Linked DNA regions of Homo sapiens: region 1 is linked to region 2. Evidence: chromatin contacts called from ENCODE Hi-C or POLR2A ChIA-PET data. All regions are on one chromosome and are shown on one strand. The core of a region is the stretch at or near the end of the contact, and the rest is flanking DNA. Distances in the headings are between cores, read along the strand shown. Region 1 has its middle 86 kb from the start of ERVE-5. Region 2 has its middle 140 kb from the start of ERVE-5.

What was found. A loop is a pair of places that touch in the nucleus more often than their neighbours do. ChIA-PET counts read pairs that join two places held with the same protein, here RNA polymerase II (POLR2A). Pooled maps may share reads with other maps.
Region 1: a map of psoas muscle shows a loop between it and region 2 (5-fold over the local background). The contact joins two enhancer-like sites. A Hi-C loop is called at or near these places in 1 of 168 maps with a recorded cell type or tissue (psoas muscle) and 2 of 50 pooled maps. POLR2A ChIA-PET finds 5 or more read pairs at or near these places in 2 of 52 experiments (GM12878 and H1).

The regions. Positions count from the first base shown.
Region 1 is chr19:28,518,447-28,522,174 of GRCh38, reverse strand. It overlaps the pseudogene LOC100420587. Among named protein-coding and RNA genes, the nearest start is that of ERVE-5, 86 kb to the left of the region's middle. Within about 2 kb of position 1,739, at least 4 of the 41 ENCODE cell types and tissues checked have a DNase peak (open chromatin) inside an H3K27ac peak, as active enhancers do.
Region 2 is chr19:28,467,632-28,471,087 of GRCh38, reverse strand. It overlaps the pseudogene LOC100420587. Among named protein-coding and RNA genes, the nearest start is that of ERVE-5, 140 kb to the left of the region's middle. Within about 2 kb of position 2,192, at least 7 of the 41 ENCODE cell types and tissues checked have a DNase peak (open chromatin) inside an H3K27ac peak, as active enhancers do.

The sequences.
Region 1 (3,728 bases), core at 490-2,989, 52 kb before region 2:
AATGAAGCCCAGTAGGTTTCAGCCTTATTTTACCCAGCTCCTATTCAAGATGGAGTTGTTCTGGTTCACGTGCCTCTAAAAAGGGGGTCCCAGCTTTCTTTCTTGGGCCGTTTTTTTTGTTTGTTTTTTTGGGGTTTTTTTCTGAAATGCAGAGAGGTAGAAACTCAACAAAAGCATTGATCTCACTAAGCCGAGTATTTAGAGATCAGGGTTGTGGACTGTTGGAGTTTGTGAGGGAGGCCACTGGAGAAGAGGGAGCTGAGCAAGTGGGGGCTGTAGAAATCTGCCTGAAGATTCACTTGAGTCCTTGGCAGATGCTGAGCTCTTGGTTACAGCAACATGTGGCCCTGTCATAGGAACCCTTCCAAACTTCTCAGCCAACACTGTCAGCTCCATTCTGAGCTCCCCAACAGGGTGGACCATGCTGGTTCCTTCCATCCTCCACAGAAATCTAGTTCACTGGGTTCGCCTGGTATGCTTAACCACATATCTGTGCTCTTGGTAGTCGTGCTTCCTGGCAGGAATCTTCTCTGAAGGTCTCATAGTCTTCTTGTCATACCTTTATTTACCAACATTGTATCAGCTATTAATTGCCTTAAAGAGACCTTCCATCACCATTCTGTGTAAAAAAGGATCTCTCTATTCACCTGTCCTGTTTGTTTGTCTTCATTGCATTTGTCATTACCTGACATTAGATAATATAGTTACATATGTTTTGTTTATTATCTATTTCCCCAACTAGAATTAAGTTCCATGAGTCTAGGGACTCTTCTAGTCCCAGGTGTTGTAATGGAGACCAAAGCAAACATTCAGAGGTTGCAGAATACACAAACAAATAAATGTCCTTAGTGCTTAAGCCAGTTTCATTTAGATTTTTTTTCTTCTTTCTACTAAAGGAGCCATCACTGACACAATCAACATAAATTAGCAACCTTCATGCAAAATAGTGTATGTAGATTTGGTGGAAGAGTCTCCTACATAATCCACATATCAGATACATTGGAACTCAGCTCTGACCAAGCTCTCAACTCTGCCTTCCTCTCTTCTCCTCCAACACACTAGAGTCATAGAATCTTAGAGCTAGAAAGAACTTGAAAAAATGTGGAGAATGACTTTCTTGTTTGACAGATGATGACAACAAAGTATTGTGATTTCATTTCAAGCAATGTACCCAGAGTTTCAGACCTGGTGGCAGAACTGGGACCGAGTGCTCTTTCTTCCATAGCACATGGCCCCGTCATCTTCTGGACTTGGTGTTCTTCCTATAGGAATGACCCTAGCTGAGTGCCCTCGGCTGTGAATTCTCTAGCAGGTGCCTGCAGCCAGCATGACCGCCTTCTGAGCCTATGAGGGAGAAAGTGTGGCCAGCACAGAGCCTGCCTAGTGAGAGTGTGACTTACATTTTTCAGCAGGAGGTAAAGGACTGCTGCAGGTAAGACCACCACCTGCTGAGTCTTCTCTTTGACCTCCATGTCCAACCACTCTCTCTCATCCAGTTAATCTGTTATGTAGATGGGCACTCATGGCTTCAAATGAGATATTTTTAAGTTTCCTGACATCTCCTGCATTTCTTGGCACAAAGAATGAATCATATTACTGGGATAATGAACCATTTAATGACTTGTGTGTTGATTTATCAGACGGTGCTAGAGAGGCCAATTTAAAAATATAAAGCCGTAAGTCACCCAGTCAGGGTGTCTGGTAGGCAGAGCGGCCCGGCTCCCTGGCCGGTGATTGCTGTGTTAATCATGATGACGCCAGGCCTGGCAGCAGTGCAAGGACTTAGGCGCTCAGCACTCTTCCCGTATTGAGGTCATTCATGCAAGCAGCAATTATTGTGGCGGGGTTTTTTTTGTTTGTTTTTTTGTTTTGTTTTGTTTTGTTTTCTTTTTCCATCTGCCAGGGGCTGGGAAGAGAAAATAACCTAAAAAGTCAGAATGCCTCCTTCTCATTAGACTAAAGGAGCCTCACCCTGGATCTCCGGGGATTCCTGAGGACAAGTGAAAGGGAAGGAGGCAGCGCTATGCTAGGCCCTGGCTGTGCTGCAAGGCAGCTGGGGACCTGCCGATTGAAGAGTCGCTGATACTTTGCAGGTGAAATGGGCCTGGCATTGTTAATCCGTGTTTGGCTGACCTGGTTTACCATGCAAGTTCCCAGCCCCTGTGTTTACACATGGTGTGGATGGATTTCTGCAAAAGGGGACCAAGTACTTGGTGGTTTATTGTAGAAGGAACCTCCTCTGAAAAAACCTCACAGGGAAATTCTCAACTTAAATGGTAGCTAACAGAGGCGCCAGGTGCTTAAGGTGTGCATTGGTGAGGTAGGCACTATTCTGATGAATGGTTGATGGTGAGAAAACTGAGACTCGGGAGTTCATGTAAAATCCCCATAGCTACATGTCTCGGGGGCGGAACTGAGATTTAACTTATGGCAGCCTGACTCTAGAAACTGAGATTTACCCAACATGTGTGTTGCCTCCCTTTCTAGAAAAGGAGTTCCACCCAAAGGGAATAAGTCACATCTACTTTTCTAACAGAAATCCCAGTGTCAAAATAGCTATGCTGGTGTTCCCAATCCGCTTTTCAAAAGAGGAACAGCCACCATTAACCTTTCTGGTCAGTGAATGAAAGATAAGGAAGTGAGTGAAAGCAAAGTGTTAGCAAGGCCCGACTGTGAGCCGGACACTGTTACACACTAAATGCATCATCTCATTCAAAGGAGAGAACATCTTCATTAACAAATGTGACACCGTCTTCATTAACAAATGTGACACCCTTGCCTGCTGAGCACCCCCTCCCGCCCTGACCCCCAGCTCCTCAGTCAGATTCTGTCTGCCACACTCCAGTGAAACTGCTCATGTCAAAGTCACCAGGGGCTTCCACGTTGCTGCTTCCAGTGAACCATTTAGGACTTCATCTTGTTTGATCTCTCATCAGCATGGCACAGTTGTCCATGTTTTCCTTCTGAAAAGTGCTGCTCTTTTGACCTTTTTTTTTCCTCTCTTTTTTTGAGATGGAGTCTCACTCTGTCGCCCAGGCTGGAGTGCAATGGTGCAAACTTGGCTCGCTGCAACCTCCGCCTCCCAGGTTCAAGTGATTCTCCCACCTCAGCCTCACGAGTAGCTGGGATTATAGGCACCTGCCACCACACCTGGCTAATTTTTGTATTTTTAGTAGAGATGGGGTTTCATCATGTTGGCGAGGCTGGTCTCAAACTCCTGACTTCAGGTGATCTGCCCGCCTTGCCTCCCAAAGTGACATTATTTCTGACTGATTCTCTTCCTCCTCGCTCCTGCCATCCCTCAGTCCCCTTTGCTGGATTTTCTTCTCCAGACCTTAAAACACTGCAGCTTTGTCCTGGGCCCTGCCTACACAATTGCACCTTATCACCTCATCTAATCCCACAGCTTTCAACAGCATGCATGCTGACAAATGCCAGGGTTGTTTTTCCTTTTTTTTTTTTTTCTCTGAGACGGAGTCTCGCTCTGTTGCCCAGGCTGGAGTGCGGTGGTGCAATCTCAGCTCACTGCAAGCTCCACCTCTGGGGTTCACGCCATTCTTCCTGCCTCAGCCTCCCGAGTAGCTGGGACTACAGGTGCCCGCCACCACGCCCAGCTAATTTTTTTGTATTTTTAGTAGAGATGGGGTTTCACCATGTTGGTCAGGCTGGTCTCAAACTGCTGACCTTGTGATCCACCCGCCTTGGCCTCCCAAAGTGCTGGGATTACA
Region 2 (3,456 bases), core at 943-3,442:
TTTGGGGGTTTTTTTGAGACAGTGTCTCACTCTGTGCCCCAGGCTGGAGTACAGTGGTGCAGTCATGGCTCACTGCAGCCTCAACCTTCTGGGCTCAAGCAGTTGATCCCTCTGCTCGGCCTTCCCAGTAGCTAGAACCACCACATCACCATATCTGGCTATTTAAAAATTTTTTTTGTAGAGACATGGGTCTCACTATGTTGTCCAGGCTGGTCTTGGACCCCTGAGCTCAAGGGATCCTGCCCTCCCCACTCAGCTTCCCAAAGTGCTAGAATTACAAGTGTGTGCCACTACATCCAGCCCAAAAGCCTGATTGACTAAATCAACTGGCCACTGGTGATCAACTCAACCTTCACCTCCTATCCTCTTCCCAGAAATCAAGGAGTGGGGCTGAAACTTCCAACCCCCTAATCACATGGTTGGTTCCCCTGCCAACCAGCCCCCATCCTGAGGCCACCCAGGAGCCCACCAAGAGTCACTTCATAAGAACCAAAGAGACTCCTGTTACCTAGGAAATTCCAAGGGATTTAGGAGCTCTGTGTTAGATAGTCAATGGCTCAGGAAATTACAAAGGTCTTAAGAGCTCTGTGCCAGAAGCAAGAGGCATGGGGTTAAAAAATATATGTATATATGTCTATTTCTTATTATATCACAGTGTCACAGATTATCTCTTCCTTTGTTAGGTAAAATGAGCCCTGGGGAGTCACAGCCACTTAAAACGCAGTCCGCGCTTTCAGTGAGTCTAGTTCTCAGAGGGGAAGGCTGTTAGTGGTGGGTGTGGAAGCTGGGAAATGAAGCCACTGGGGAAATAAGTTGGGGAAGGCTGCCTGGCAGTGGCTACCTTCAGGGTATGTCAGAAGAACCAATCTTGTTTTTAGTGAGTGCCCCAGGGAAACCTGCATGAGACTGGCAAGTTGTGTCCAGAGGACTTTCTCCAGCATGAGTACTGGGCCCATCTCCATCTGTTCTGCCTCCAGCACCCAGGACCGCTCTGAAGCTCTGTGAATTCAGCAGGCTGGGGATCCCCAGGCTGGGGCTTCCTGGGCCTGGAGTCACACATGCCTGCCTTTGAATTCTGCCTCCCCTCTTACGCTTGGAACCTCTGGAGGGTCACTTTACATCCCTGAGTCTCAAGTTCCTTATCGGCGGAATAGTGATAGCCAAGCAGCCTGCAATTAGACAGGGTTGTGAGTTTCAGAGAGGTTAACACGTGTGGGCACATCTTCAGTGGAAAAGTCAACGGAGGCCTGGCCCCTGAAGGTGTGCAAAGTCCACACCAGCGATGCACCATCCGAATGATCTTGAGCAAGATGCTTAAGCTTCCAGAGGCTCAGTTTTCTCATCTATAAAATGGGACTAATAATATTACCTATGTAACAGTGCTGCTCCAAAACGACATGAGGAACTCCATGTGTAACACTCAGTGTCTTACACATGGAACCTTCATGAAAACATGAGCTATCATGTGAGGCAATGCAGAGGTTGGGAAAATGAAGTGTTTTCCATAGTCTTTTTATTAGCAGACGTCACAAGCTTGTGGACAAATAAAAACTGTCTGTGGAGAGCTGACATGTTTTGTTTAGCTCAAAATATTGGGGAAAAAAAGTCCACTTGTCAACAGTGAAAAATGAGATTTCTCACGTTTAGAGAAGTCGTGAATTTCAATTTTAAAATATTTTGGAACAAAGTCAAAAGGTGTAACAGCCGTGGGCCGAAGCCAGGCAGTCGTGACTTAGAGGTGTGTGCGCTCCGCCTCCACCCAGCCGGCACTTCCGCAGCCTCCACTCAGCTCACTTTCCTGTGCGTGTTCCTGGCCTGGCCCCGTGGGCTTTGTGGTTTATGACTCTGTCTTAAAGGACTGTGTCCAGTGTAGATCTGGGATATAAAAAGGTTTGAATGAGCCTACAGCAAGCTGAGGCTAAAAGGATCAAGACTTTATAATGGAATCTAATATTTTAAAACAAGCTATTCTTATTTTCTTAGCTATAAAAGCATTTGATCAGCAGACTTGCCTTGCCTCCAGCCAGAGCAGCTCTAGCAATAGCTCAGCTGTCTGTGTTCCAGGAGCCCTGACTGCCTCCGCTGCTGCCACCAGCTCTGCAGACCAAGAGCCCCCACGTGTGGTGCTAAGTGACAGGAGGAACGGTGCACCTGGGCATGGCTGGGTCAGGTCCCCTGCAGCCCGGCTTTTCCTGTGGAGCCACGTGGTCTGCCAGTGTGGGGAGTCAGTGCAGACTTTGCCCAGGAGAGGCTGAGACAGCCAGTGCCTCCTGACCCTCCTTGGCTGACTGTGGCTCACAGCTCCTTGTGGCCTCTCTGGTGAGGTCCTAAGTGACTGAGCAGTCAGCTATGTTTTGTTGTGAGACTGTGACCGGCTTGGAATTGCACTGCTCAGTATTTGTTTTTGCTTTTTCTCTGCCCCTCTTTCTTCCTCATTCCTGCTTCTTTCTTTGGGATTGCACCTCCAACAAAGCTTTAGCCTGTAAGCTTTTGTCGTAGGCTCAGCTTTTTAGGGCAACTGGAATAAAGTGTACATGTTCATTGCAGACAGTCTGCAAAATGCTGAAAAAATAAAGACCGTAAAATAAATCACTCATAATCCTAACATCCAGTGATAGTCAAATCATTGTCACTGTGAGTCTTTCTCCTCCTTCTCCCCTCCTTCTCCCCTCCTTCTCTTCATCTTCCTCCTCCTCCTCTTCCTTTTTCTCTCTCCTCATTTAAACAGGTGAGATTAGGAGAATTAAGACTGAGATAAAATAGCTTGAAAAGACATGGCTTAGAGAGGATTTTATGCTTGTCTTGCTATAAAGAAGAAGGTTTTATAGTAAAGATGCTGAATAAAAGGACAATATATTAAATAACAAATTCAGAAAGAGAGGTTAGGTGCGTAAAAGAAGTTGAGACTGCCAGAAGCGTTCTGCACTGAAAGGAATTCCTAGGAAAGAAGGCTGTGGCATCCCCACTGAATGAATAAAGTATGGGGTTTCAGGGACAGGAAAAACAGAGAAAATCAAAGAAAGAGAGAGTACAGAGCTGCTCAGGGCAGCACCTTTTCTGGCAGAAGAAAAGCAGCCACAGAAAGCTGGCTCAAAAGGCAAGCACTTGATGGAAAAGAAGAGACAAAAATCAGAGAAGGAGAAGTAATGCAAATTGAGTTTATATATTTTTATTTTTATTTTTTTGAGATGGAGTCTCTCTCTGTCACCCAGGCTGGAGTGCAATAGCACAACCTCATCTCACTGCATCCTCCACCTCCCAGGTTCAAGCGATTCTTCCTGCCTCAGCCTCCCAAGTAGCTGGGACTACAGGCATGAGCCATCATGCCTGGTTAATCTTTGTATTTTTAGTAGAGACGAGGTTTCACCATGTTGGCCAGGCTGGTCTCAAACTCCTGACCTCAGGTGATCCACCTGCCTCAGCCTCTCAAAGTGCTGGGATTAGAGGTGTGAGCCA